Linked DNA regions of Homo sapiens: regions 1 and 3 are each linked to region 2. Evidence: chromatin contacts called from ENCODE Hi-C or POLR2A ChIA-PET data. All regions are on one chromosome and are shown on one strand. Each heading gives the region's core, a stretch centred on a gene start or an enhancer-like site at or near the end of the contact. The rest is flanking DNA. Distances are from core to core; before and after follow the strand shown.

The links. A loop is a pair of places that touch in the nucleus more often than their neighbours do. ChIA-PET counts read pairs that join two places held with the same protein, here RNA polymerase II (POLR2A). Pooled maps may share reads with other maps.
Region 1: a pooled map shows a loop between it and region 2 (2.9-fold over the local background). The contact joins the enhancer-like site here to the promoter of MED16 in region 2. A Hi-C loop is called at or near these places in 7 of 50 pooled maps.
Region 3: a loop to region 2 is called in a pooled map, with 10 times the contacts of the local background. The contact joins the promoter of ABCA7 here to the promoter of MED16 in region 2. A Hi-C loop is called at or near these places in 7 of 50 pooled maps. POLR2A ChIA-PET finds 5 or more read pairs at or near these places in 7 of 52 experiments (CD4-positive, alpha-beta T cell, GM12878, H1 and 4 more).

The regions. Positions count from the first base shown.
Region 1 is chr19:1,112,253-1,116,376 of GRCh38, forward strand. It overlaps SBNO2 (strawberry notch homolog 2), which reads right to left. Exons shown (of 32, transcript NM_014963.3): 17 at 3,769-3,851; 18 at 1,979-2,170; 19 at 1,283-1,452; 20 at 566-697; 21 at 150-285; 22 at 1-49. Among named protein-coding and RNA genes, the nearest start is that of GPX4, 10 kb to the left of the region's middle. RefSeq lists enhancers at 1-427, 428-1,347. Within about 2 kb of position 1,264, at least 23 of the 41 ENCODE cell types and tissues checked have a DNase peak (open chromatin) inside an H3K27ac peak, as active enhancers do.
Region 2 is chr19:891,769-896,017 of GRCh38, forward strand. MED16 (mediator complex subunit 16) reads right to left here and starts at 1,419. Exons shown (of 16, transcript NM_005481.3): 1 at 1,318-1,419. It overlaps RNU6-9 (RNA, U6 small nuclear 9), which reads left to right and starts at 1,716; the gene lies at 1,716-1,822. RefSeq lists silencers at 1,037-1,086, 1,137-1,406 and an enhancer at 1,547-1,696.
Region 3 is chr19:1,036,933-1,041,356 of GRCh38, forward strand. It overlaps ABCA7 (ATP binding cassette subfamily A member 7), which reads left to right and starts at 3,175. Exons shown (of 47, transcript NM_019112.4): 1 at 3,175-3,264; 2 at 4,293-4,424. It overlaps CNN2 (calponin 2), which reads left to right. Exons shown (of 7, transcript NM_004368.4): 7 at 693-2,133. The coding sequence ends at 968. RefSeq lists enhancers at 1,181-1,740, 1,328-1,829, 1,830-2,329, 4,222-4,424 and a silencer at 4,171-4,310.

The DNA.
Region 1 (4,124 bases), core at 14-2,513, 220 kb after region 2:
AGGAAGACATACTCTGGCGCGGAGACCTGGTTGGACCGGTGGGTGCGGCCTGGGGGCAGAGCTGCTCTCAGGGCCCGGCCAGGCGGGGGCGGGGCCGAGACCATGTTGGGGGCGGGGCCAGGCAGCGCTGGGGGCGGGGCCGGACTCACCGAACTGCTGGATGGCGCGGTCGGCGCTCCACGGCAGCTCCAAGGTCATGTGCACGCGGCGCCGCTGGTTCTGGACACGGCGGTCGGCTTGGAGGGAGACACCCGAGCTGGAGGCCTCCGAGATGATGGCCACGAGCTAGGGGGAAAGAAGGGGCCGGGACACGGTTGGTGCAAGGCCCGCCCCAGCGTTGCCGCCACCTCCTCACCCACTAGGCCCCCGCTCCAGGTCACCAGGACGTCCCGGGGCAGCGAGAGGCCTGCGGGGCGCGGACACCACCCGCCACACGGCCACTCGCGCCCGCACCTGGCACACACACACTCCAGAAGTGCGCGGGTCCACAGTCCCCGGGGACCCTTGGGCCCCTCTGTGCCTCTTGGGTCCCGTGGGCCGCGCCCAGTGCACTGCAGCCCCGCACCTTCTCGCCGCTCATGAAGCGCTGCTTCTCCCTGAGGTTCACGTGGTCGATGGACAGACCCTGCTCTGCCCGCGACTCGAAGGCCACCGTCCCGTCGGGCCTGGACACCACGCGGCCTTTCCTGCCGGTCATCTGCAGCCGAGACAGGGACAAAACCGGCCGTCAGTGTTGTGGCCTCGCAGGAGTCTGGCCACCCGTGTCTCAGCTTCCCTATGTCCTACAGTGGTCATGGGCTCCCAGCTGTGCACGGGAGGTGGGGGTGCTGGGAAAGGGAGGGCGGGACTGCTGGACCCAGGCGATGTGTGCCTGTCCAAGGCCTGGTATTATCAGCCAGCCGGCGCCACGAAGTGAAAAAGTGAAGCTGGGCGGGGGCAGGGAGTAGGAGGCCGCAGAACCAGGCCCAGGGGCTTGTGTCCTGGCCCTGGGCACCCCAAGGGGTGCGTTCAGGCAACGATCTAAGCAGAGGCCTGCGCAGGCCAGGCTGGGGGATCTGGGGCTTAGAGGGATGGGGCAGGCCGTCCACAGGAGGTCGTGGCCTCCCGGGCCGAGCTGGACAGCACGCTGCTGCCCCAGGGCTCCCCAAACGCCCCCTCCTCGCAGGGCCGCGGAGACGCAGAGTGACCAGCAGGGGCCACCAGAGCTGCACACAGCCTGCGTGAAGCCCCACCCACTGCCCATGCCCCGCCCACCACACTCCAGCTGCCACGTCCCACCCACCTCCGCCACCCGCTGGGGGCCGCCCAGCTGGTCGATGAGCTCGTCCAGGGTGTTGACTGGCAGTTCCCGGCCCAGCCGCCGCACTTTGTCCAGCAGATCCTGCTTCAGCCGCTCCACCCGCTCCAGGACCCCGGGGCCATGCGGGTCTCTCTGCAGGAGGCACAGGGGTCCTAGGGAGGAGGTGGAGGGTCAGGGCAGGACATGTTGGCTGCCTTCTAGGGCCCACCTAACTCAAGGCTGGCCCCTGGAGGGCAAGGACAAGGGGCCCGGGGCAACCCTGAGGGACGGCAGGGTGGCGGGGAAGCCCGGCACCGTGGCCCAGGACTGCTTTTCTGCACTTGTCTCCCTGAGACCAGCTGGGGCGAGACTAAGCCTCCTGTCGCGGACCAAACACTGTGACCTCACTGCCTCCACAGGGGTAGGGACTGCCCAGCCCCAAGCCCCAGCTCTGCCTCTGACCAGTGGTATAACCCCTGACCTCCCCTCTCTGGGCCTCAGTTTCCCCCATCTGTAAAGTGGGCACCATAGCAGCAGCTGGGCTCAGGTGGGCTGGACTGAGGGCTACAACCTGGGGTGGGTGGTGACCGCCAGGAGGCCGGGGGAGCCTCAGGCTGGAATCCTGACCCAGAGGTGGCTGCTCAGCCTGGACTGGAATCCTGACCCACAGGTGGCTGGCCAGCCTGGGCAAGCCCTCACCCCGGTCGTCACTGGGGAGCCCGACTGCATCAACGATGACAACGTCGTCATCCACCAGGGACTCGGGGGAGGAGTTGAAGTCGCTGTCCAGGCCAGGGTCCGACTCCGTGCTGCTGTCGTCACTGATGCGGATGACGCCCGCTGTCTCGCACGCCAGCCGGGGGGCTTTGGCCCCGCGTCCCCGAGGTCGCCCTGCAGGGAAGGACAGGGTCACCGAGGGCCAGACCGCAGCAAGGTGGAGGAGCAGGTGGAGGAGACGCAGCAGGACAGAGCAAGGCCAGTGGTCCGAGCTGGGGAGGTCCATCCGAGAACCCCCTGCCTCTGGGCAAGCAGCTCAGCTGTTCTCCAGGGACGCCCTCTAGGGAACCCCGTGCCCTGTGGCCAGGAGGGTACGGTGTGGGGGGCCATATTTTATTTATTTATTTTCTTTTGAGACGGAGTCTTACTCTGTCGCCAGGCTGGAGAACGGTGGCATCTCACTGCACTCTCTGCCTCCTGGATTCAAGCGATTCTCCTGCCTCAGCCTCCTGAGTAGGTGGGATTACAGGCGCCCACCACCACGCCTGGCTAATCTTTTGTATTTTAGTAGAGATGGGGTTTCACCATGTTGGCCAGGATGGTGTCGATCTCCTGACCTCGTGATCCACCTGCCTCAGCCTCCCAAAGTGCTGGGATTATAGGCGTGAACCACCACGCCTGGCTTATTTATTTATTTTTGAGATGGAGTTTCACTCTGTTGCCCAGGCTGGAGTGCAGTGGTGCGATCTCAGCTCACTGCAACCTCCACCTCCCGGGTTCAAGCAATTCCCCTGCCTCAGCCTCCTGAGCAGCTGGTATTACAAGCATGCACCACCACACCTGGCTAATTTTTCTATTTTTAGTAGAGATGGAGTTTCACCATGTTGGCCAGGCTGGTCTCAAACTCCTGGCCTCAGGTGATTTGCCCGCCTCAGCCTTCCAAAGTGCTGGGATTACAACAGGCGTGACCCACTGCACCTAGCCAATATTTTATTTTTATTAATTTTTTTGAGACAAGAGTTTTTTCTGTCACCCAAGTTGGAGTGCAGTGGCATGATCTCGGCTCACTGCAATCTCCACCTCTCAGGTTCAAGCGATTCCCCTGCCTCAGCCTCCCAAGTAGCTGGGATTATAGGCGTCCACCACCACGCCCAGCTAATTTTTGTATTTTTAGTAGAGACAGGGTCTCACCATGTTGGCCAGGCTGGTCTTAAACTCCTGACCTCAGGTGATCCACCCGCCTCGGCCTCCCAAAGTGCTGGGATTACAGGCGTGAGCCACCACGCCCAGCCAACGGGACAATATTAATAAACCCATATCCAACGTCCTTTCAGGCCTGGCCAGTATGGTGGACACGCGGGGTGCCTGGGGAGGCCACACACCAGACTTCGACAGGCAGCTCTGGGCTTCCCTGTGACAGAAGCCTGGGGGTTATCAATGGGCTCCCCAAGGGACCGTGGAGACCCTGAAAACGGAAGGTGGGAGGGGTCTCGCTCAGCACCCGCGTCCGTGTCCCGCCCCCCGGGTCTCGCTCGGCACCCACGTCTGTGTCCTTCAGGCTGTCTGTTGCTTCCTCTTCCCTAAGCGTTCCATGGCAGGGTCCACGCAAGACCTGCCACTGGCAGCGGAGCCTTGAGCCTGCCTGGCACGGACAGGACCTGCATTTGGCTGAGTGGACGGGGGAGTGGGGGAAGCAGGGAGCGACCAGCCAGCCCCCGGGGGGAGAAAGCAGAGGGGCAGGGGTGGGTGGGGCCATGGGGGGCAGGGCTTACGTTTCCGCTTGCTGCCCGCTCCTCTGTCCCGCTTTCTCTTGGTGGACGGAAAGTGCTTCTGAATTAGCGACAGGAACACGCCTCTGAAAGTGAGACGCGGAGTTTATTCTCACACGAGGAGCTGAGGCCAGGCGGGGTTGCTCTCCAGGAGCTGGACGCACCCCTGGGTCCCTGTGGGGGTCCCGGACAGGACCGGGCCTGGGCAGAGGGTCTCCTGTGTGGAGTGGGCTGGGGAGGACTGGGGGCTGCCTGTGAGCTCTCCTCTGGCCTCCTGGTGTCACAGGGCCACCTCGGCCACCAGGCTTCCCCCGCTCTGAGGAATGTGGCCGGATATGATGATGGCTCCCAGGACAGGG
Region 2 (4,249 bases), core at 169-2,668:
GGGCTGAGTGTGACGGGGAACACCTGTGGCCGAGGCGGGGCTGAGTGTGACGGGGAACACCTGTGGCCGAGGCGGGGCTGAGTGTGACGGGGAACACCTGTGGCCGAGGCGGGGGCTGAGTGTGACGGGGAACACCTGTGGCCGAGGCGGGGCTGAGTGTGATGGGGAACACCTGTGGCCGAGCCGGGGGCTGAGTGTGACGGGGAACACCTGTGGCCGAGGCGGGGCTGAGTGTGACGGGGAACACCTGTGGCCGAGGCGGGGCTGAGTGTGTTGGGGAACACCTGTGGCCGAGGCGGGGGCTGAGTGTCACAGGGAACAGAGGGGGCACCTCCTCGAGGCTTTCTAAGCGCCTGGCATCCAGACGGGCTGTTTCGCTTCGCAAAGGCAAAAGCCCAGGGAGCCTGGAATCACCCGCAACCAGGTTCTCCTCAAACCCTAACCCCGGCTCCCTACTTCTTCAGGGCCTGCCCCAGACCCCCAAGGCTCCGCCACAAGCCTCTAAAAGTCTTTCAGCCCCACCCCTGACCCCCTTTGCTTCCCACACTTCATTTCACCCCTTGAGCCCACGGCCTCACCCTAAATTCTCAGGCTTCACCGTAGGGGTCCCATGTACTCTCCAGGTCCAGCCTCCAACGCCCTTAGCTCTCCAGGCCCAACCCCTAAAACTCCCCAGTCCCCAGACTCCACCCCGGGGACCCCACGTACTCTCCAGGCCCTTCCCCTATTGCCCCCAAATACGAGGCTTCATCCCAGGGACCCCATAGCCTCTTCAGGCCCCGCCCCTATAACCCCCAATCTCCAGGGTCCATCCCAGGGACCCCCTACCCTCTCCAGACCCCTATAACTCCGCAGTCCCCAGTCTCCACCCTAGGGACCCTATTCCCTCTCCAGGCCCCGCACCGATAACCCCGCAGTCTCCAGGCCCTGCCTCTACAGCCCCCCAGTCCCCAGGCTCCACCCCGGCGACCCCAAACCCACTCCAGGCCCCGCCCCCGAAGTCCCACCAAGCGCCTTCAGCCTCGCCCCAAACTCTCCTTAGGCCCCGCCCCGAACCCAGCCCCGCGGGCCTCAGGCCTCCCCCAGGTTTCCGCCGCAAACCCTGAGCCCCGAGCCCCGCGCCCCGCGCCCCGCGCCCCGCGCCCCGCGCCCCGCGCCCCGCGCCCCGCGCCCCAGGCCGCCTACCCAGCAGCCTTTGCTCCCGGCCACGCCCCCGACCCCGCAGGCCCCGCCACGGCTGCGCCGCGTTCCCTCGGGTCCGTGGACACGGTCAGGGGTCCGTCCGCCCTCGCCGGGCCCCCGCAGCCCCGCACTCACCTGGTCGGCCCGTGCGCCAAGCTCAGCGGGCGTCCGCGGTGCGATCTTCCCTAGCGCCTCGGGTCTGGCGCCGCCATCTTCCTCGGTAACAACCAGTCGCCTGAGGCGTGGGGCCGCCTCCCAAAGACTTCTGGGAGGGCGGTGCGGCTCAGGCTCTGCCCCGCCTCCGGGGCTATTTGCATACGACCATTTCCAGTAATTCCCAGCAGCCACCGTAGCTATATTTGGTAGAACAACGAGCACTTTCTCAACTCCAGTCAATAACTACGTTAGTTGCATTACACATTGGGCTAATATAAATAGAGGTTAAATCTCTAGGTCATTTAAGAGAAGTCGGCCTATGTGTACAGACATTTGTTCCAGGGGCTTTAAATAGCTGGTGGTGGAACTCAATATTCGTGCTCGCTTCGGCAGCACATATACTAAAATTGGAACGATACAGAGAAGATTAGCATGGCCCCTGCGCAAGGATGACACGCAAATTCGTGAAGCGTTCCATATTTTTTTTTTTTTTTCCATTTTCCCTCCCAGAAACGGAATCTTGCTCTGTTGCCCAGGCTGGAATGCAATGGCGCGATCTTAGCTTGTTGCAACCTCCGCCTCCCGGGTTGAAGCGATTCTCCTGCCTCAGCCTCCCGAGTAGCTGGGATTATAAACATGCGCCACCACGCCCGGCTAATTTTTGTATTTTGGTAGAGACGGGGTTTCGCCATGTTGGCCAGGGTGGTCTCTATCTACTGACCTCCTGATCCGCCCGCCTCGGCCTCCCAGAGTACTGGGATTACAGGTGTGAGCCACCGCGCCCGGCCTTTCTTCCATTTTCTAATGTCCAAGAGTGGGGAAACTGTAAGCGAAGTCACCGACCCCGTTGAGTATTCCTACTTCCAACCCTATTCCCACCTCCTCCTCCAAAAGCCAGTTTAATGCAATGGATGTGGTGCTCTTCTATTTTTATTTTTATTTTTTTTGAGACAGGGTCTCGCTCTGTGGCCCAGGCTGGAGTGCAGTAGCGCGATCTCAGCTCACTGCAACCTCCGCCTTCCAGGCTCAAGCGATTCTCCTGCCTCAGCCTCCCGAGTAGCTGGGACTACAGGCGCGCACCACCATGCCCAACAAATTCTTGTATTTTTAGTAGAGACGGAGTTTCACCATGTTGGCCAGGATGGTCTCAGTCTCTTGACCTGGTGATCTGCCTGCCTCAGCCTCCCAAAGTGCTGGGATTACAGGCGTGAGCCACCGCGCCCAGCCTGTTTTTTCAAAATTTTAATAGCGATGGGGTCTCACTATGTTGCCCAGGCTGATTTCAAACTCCAGGCCTCAAGCCCTCCTTCCACCCCGGCCTCCCAAAGTGCTGGGATTATAGGCGTGAGCCACCGCGGCCTCACTGCATGATTTTTGCAAGAATTCTGCAAATATAAAACTGTTCTAAAATTACAGGTTAACAATGGCCCAAATATCAGAGTGTTTTTTCTGGATCAGGGTTCAGTTCTCCAAGAGGGCCACGCAGTGACCTTACAGAAAATCCCCATTCCCAGGCAGCAGGTAGGGATTTAACGTTCTTAGCGGCCCGGGTGTGGTGGCACACACCTGTAATCCCAGTACTTTGGGAGGCCAAGGTCTGAGGACAGCTTGAGTTTGAGACCAGCCTGGGAAACATAGCCAGACCCCGTCTCTACAAAAAAAAATTAAAAATTAGCAGGGTTGGGGAGGGAGGGGCGCTGGGCAAGGTGGTTCAGGCCTGTAATCCCTGAACTTTGGGAGGCTGAGGCACGCAGATCACCTGAGAACAGGAGTTCGAGACTAGCCTGGCCAACATGTTGAAACCACATCTCTACTAAAAATACAAAAATATTAGCTGGGCATGGTGACACATGCCTGTAGTCCTAGCTACTCTAGAGGTTGAGGCAGGAGAATCACTTGAACCCAAGAGGTGGAGGTTGCAGTGAGCTGAGATCGCGCCACTGCACTCCAGCCTGGGGGACAGAGCAAGACTCTGTCTCAAAATAAATAAATAAATAAATAAAATAGCTGGGTGGGGTGATGCACACCTGTAGGCCCAGTTACTCAGGAGGCAAAAGTGGGAGGATCACTTCAGTCTGGGAGGTCAAGGCTGCAGTGAGCTGGGATTGTACCTCTGCACTCCAGCCAGGGCAACAGAGCCAGACCCTGTCTAAAAAAAAAAAAAAAAAAAAAAGAGAGGTTGAATTCCTAACTCCCACTACCTCAGAATGTGACCTTATTTAGAAACAGGGTCTTTGCAGAGGTAATCAGGTTAAAAGGAGGTGATTAGCATGGGCCTAACCTAATGACGGGCATCATAGAGATGGATATTTGGGCACAGACACGTGAGGAGAGGACGATGTCAAGACAAGACATAACACACAGGGAAAACGGCCACTTGGAGATGAGACCACAGCAATGTGGCCACAAGCCATGGACACACGAAGTCCCCAGAAACCGGGAAAGGCAGGAAGGCTCCTCCCCTAGAGACGCTGGAGGGAGCACTGCCCTGCAGACACCATGACCTCATTCTTCTACCTCCAGCATTGTGAGAGGATAGATTTCCCTTTTGCTTCTCTTTGACCTAGGGTCTTCCTCCATACCCAGGCTGAAGTGCAGTGGCACGGTCTCAGCTCACTGCAGGCTCAAGTGATCCTCCCACCTCAGCCTCCCAAGTAGCTGGGACTACAGGCGCACACCACACCCTGCTAATTTTTGTGTGTGTGACAGAGTTTTGCTCTTGTTGCCCAGGCTGGAGTGCAAAGGTGCGATCTCAGCTCACTGCAGCCTCTACCACCTGGGTTCAAGCAATTCTCCTGCCTCAGCCTCCTGAGTAGCTGGCATTACAGGCATGCACCACCACACTCGGTTAATTTTGTATTTTTAGTAGAGATGGGGTTTCTCCATGTTGGTCAGGCTGGTCTTGAACTCC
Region 3 (4,424 bases), core at 1,925-4,424, 150 kb after region 2:
AACCTCTGCCTCCCGGGTTCAAGAGATTCTCCTTCCTGCCTCAGCCTCCCGAGTAGCTGGGACTACAGGTGCATGCTGCCACACCCGGCCAATTTTTGTATTTTTAGTAGACATGGGGTTTCACCATGTTGCCCAGGCTGGTCTCGAACTCCTGAGCTCAGGCAATCCACCCGCCTTGACCTCCCAAACTGCTAGGGTTACAGGTGTGAGCCACCGCACCCGGCCACACCCAGCTAATTTTTGTATTTTTAGTAGAGACGGGGTTTCACTGTGTTGGTCAGGCTAGTCTTGAACTCCTGACCTCAGGTGATCCTCCCACCTCAGCCTCCCGAGTAGCTGAGACTACAGGCGCCCGCCACCACGCCCGGCTAATTTTTGTATTTTTAGTAGATATGGGGTTTCACCGTGTTGGCCAGGCTGGTCTTGAACTTCTGACCTCAGGTGATCCTCCCACCTCAGCCTCCCGAGTAGCTGGGATTACAGGCATGTGCCACCACGCCCAGCTAATTTTGTATTTTTGGGAGAGACAGGGTTTCACCGTGTTGGCCAGGCTGGACTGGAACTCCTGACCTCAGGTGATCCTCCCACCTTGGCCTCCCAAAGTGCTGGGATTACAGGCGTGAGCCAGTGCACCCAGTGAAGGTCCCCTCTTCTCTCCACCATGACCTGCTCCACCCCTCCTTCCTCTCCAGGTGGGCATGACGGCTCCCGGGACCCGGCGGCACATCTATGATACCAAGCTGGGAACCGACAAGTGTGACAACTCCTCCATGTCCCTGCAGATGGGCTACACGCAGGGCGCCAACCAGAGCGGCCAGGTCTTCGGCCTGGGCCGGCAGATATATGACCCCAAGTACTGCCCGCAAGGCACAGTGGCCGATGGGGCTCCCTCGGGCACCGGCGACTGCCCGGACCCGGGGGAGGTCCCTGAATATCCCCCTTACTACCAGGAGGAGGCCGGCTACTGAGGCTCCCAGCACGCTCTCTCCCCACATCGTCTGCCCATCTGGGTTTTTGGGTTTTTCTGTGTTTTCATCTTTTTTTTTTTTTTCTTAACCCGTTCAGTGCTGCCAGTCAACCAAGGGTCTGTGAGTGTCAGCGTGGGATCAGGCAGCAGAGCTTTTTTCCCCTTTGCCTTGATCCTTCGCAAGGCTGAGCCACTGGGCTGTGGGGGAAGGGGTCAAGGCCATATCCCAATACGTGTAGGGCGAGGGTCCCTGCTGGCACATTCAGGCTGTGCTGGGAAGAAGAGACCTGGGCTTGGAAGGAACCGGTCCCCGACGGTTTCTGCTTGCCTCGCCTCTTCCCCCTTTTGTCAGCTGAGCAGTTTGTGGTTTCTATGCCCGCAAGTTTCAGGAAGTATTCACAAAAGAAAAATACATTTTTTCCCCCAGGGGTGGGGCAAGGACAGTGGAGAGAGTGCTAGGAAATGAGTCCCCTGGGAAAGGGGACCGGGCCGTGATGTTAAATATCTCCGGCTCCCAAGTGACTGGATTTGCCTAGGACCTTCAGACCAACAGACTTCAGACCCTCAGACCTGCCCCGGGGCCAGGTGGAGAAAGTGAGGGCCGTACAAGGAAGTGAAATTCTGAGTTGTTGGGGCTAAGCCTGACCCCCTCTCCATGCTCCCCGCCCCAACCCACTCTGGCCTCAGTAGATTTTTTTTTCAGTTGTGGTTGTTGCCCAGGCTGGAGTGCAGTGGCGCCATCTTGGCTCACTGCACCTCCACCTTCCGGGCTCAAGCGATTCTCCAGCCTCAGCCTCCTGAGTAGCTAGGACTGCAGGTGCTCCACCACGCCCGGCTAATTTTTGTATTTTTAGTAGAGATGGGGTTTCCCCATGTTGGCCAGGCTGGTCTCGAACTCCTGGCCTCAGGTGTGATCCGCCCGCCTCCGCCTCCCCAAGCGCTGAGATTACAGGTGTGAGCCACCGTGCCCAGCCCCTCAGTAGGTTTTAAGGAGCCCCCAGCCCTCCTCCCTTCTGGGCCCGACCAGCTTATACTGCTCCATCTTCCCCGGCCACATGCCCCGCCAAGTACTGCACAGGGACCCCCCACCCAGGGGACCTGCTCCGTGAGATAATGTGAAATACGACTGTGGACCAAACGCAATAAAACCTCTGTTTGTACGAAGAGAAGGTGGCCAAGAGAGTTGGCGTCGATGAGGGCGTGCTTTGCTTTGATGCTTTTGTGGGGAGAGAGGAGGTCTTGGGGGATGGGGGGATCAAGGGGAAAATGTCCACCTCACCATTGGGAGGAGGAGCAAAAGCTGAAGCCACAGGTGAGTCTGGGTGGAATGAATGATTTGAAGGGCCGGGACTTGGGGTAGAGGGAGAGGCTGGGCTTCCTGGCCATTTGGAGAAGAGGCAGTTCCCTCAAATGCCCCCCATGCGCTTTGGCTGCACTCTACCTTACAGCGCAAGTCTCGTGGCCTCAGCCTGGATGTCTCCCCGTTGGCGAACTCCTATTTATCCTCAAAGCCCCAACGGCAATGCCACCTCCTGCCGCGGGAGCCGTCCCCACGCCTCTCACTCTCCCCAGCGCCTTCAAAGCTGTGGACCCACACGCTCCCATTTCAGCTTCACCTCCAGCCTGAAGAGTTTATTTCAACTCTTCTTCCAGAGTGGGAAACGGGTTTTCCTCAAAATCAGGGTAGCCACTATAATCGGAGACTCTAGAATGTTGGCCCCCTCCCCCTCCTGCCATCCTCTGCAGAAGCCGAGGAGCGTTCGTGGAATGAATGAATGAACGAATGATCTAGTGGAACCCCTACTTTACAGACGGACGAGTGTAGTCCCAGAGTCTGGACTAAACTAGAGGGAGCCTGGCCAGCCCCGGGGACAGCGGGGACAGAGGGAACTCCTGCAATTCGGAGCTGCGGTATTGCAGCCGGTTATACAACGTGGGGAGGCAGCCTGGCTCCCCAAAGACAGCGCAGCCTCGTTCCCGGAGGGCGGCCTGCCTGGGACCTGCCGGGCACTCCGCCACCCTACGGTGATGCAGCAAGAGCCGCGCGGTCCCTTTAAGAAACCCGGCTAGGCGAGGCCCTTCTGTGATCCCGTCTCCTCCCTTGGCCCGCGCAGCTCCGACGGAGCAGGCCAGTGAGTGACGGGCAGGTCGCCCAATAGCAGCGTGCAGAGGCAGGGGCGTGCCCCGGCGCTGCTACCTGCGCGGGCAAGCTCAGCGCACTTGGCTTAAGGGGCGGCGCGCTCCCTGCCTGCTGCTGGGCGGAGGGAAGGCGGCAAGAGCTGCGGAGCCCCTGGAAGGTGAGAAGGACTCGGAGAGGGAAGAAGGCCCGAGACTCGAGAATGCGGGGTTGGGGCCGGGAGGGATGCAAGTTCCCTGGGAATTAGGGGGTCCAGCCTCTGACCTCCTTCCGGTGAATGTTGACGACGGCTGAATTGATCACTGATTCTCAAGGGGGGCATCGGACATCTGGGACCCTTAAGAGGGCCTTTGCCGATCACACACCTGCAGCCCCCTGCCCGTTAGAACTCCTGCACTCCCCCTTGCCCCGTCTTACAAATGGAGAAACTGAGCCCACTCCCCCAGATCCTAAGTCCCGCTTGATGTAAAGGAAAGAACCCTGGCGTAAGGGTCTGGGTCTGAGGTCCCAGTTCCGGCCTGGTCACCTTTAGCAACTTCCTGCCCCTCTGTCAGCGTCAGATTCTCCATCTGTGTCAGAGGTGGACCGGCCCAAGGAAAATAGATCAGGAATCGCTGACTCCAGGAGTCTCTATCCCAGCCCCTTCGCCTGACTCTTTCTCTGGCTCCCGCGGTCCCTCTGAGCGATTAATGCTACATAAGGTGTGGGCAGAGCTGGGGTCGTGCCTCCAGCTGGGCAACTGCCTGTCTCTCTGGGTGCCTGGGTTTGCTTTCTTGGGCCTCGGTTTCCACTTCTGTAGAGTGGGGTGATAGTCCAGCACTTCCCCTGGGCGTGTGAAATGTCCAGCACTGCCAATATTCGTTGCTGTTATCTTCGGAGAACAGTGAGGGGAAAGGAATCCTTGCCTGGGCTGGGCCAGGCAGGAGGCTGGGGGTCAGGACCTGGAAGAGGCTTCCAGGTGAGGCTTGGGGTGGAGCCTGGTGACGAAAGCGTTAAGCCCAAACTCGGTCCCTGGAGGATTAGAGGATGATCTTTAAGTCCCCAGCTGTCAGCCCTGCTCAGAGCGACAGTCCTGGCAGCCAATCAGATGCGAGGACGGCTGCGGGTTGCGCTCCCATTGGTTTACTCCACCCCTGGGGTAGCGGAGCCTCTTTATCGAGTGACTACTGTTTGCCTCGCTCTAATCAGAGCTTCCAGGAACCCTGCGCTGTGGGATAAAGGAATGAGGTTCAGAAAGGGGCAGGGAGTTGCCCGCAGCCGCACCGCACGTCTTCAGCCCGACCGTTGTCCTGACCTCTCTGTCCCGTCCCCTGCCCAGTC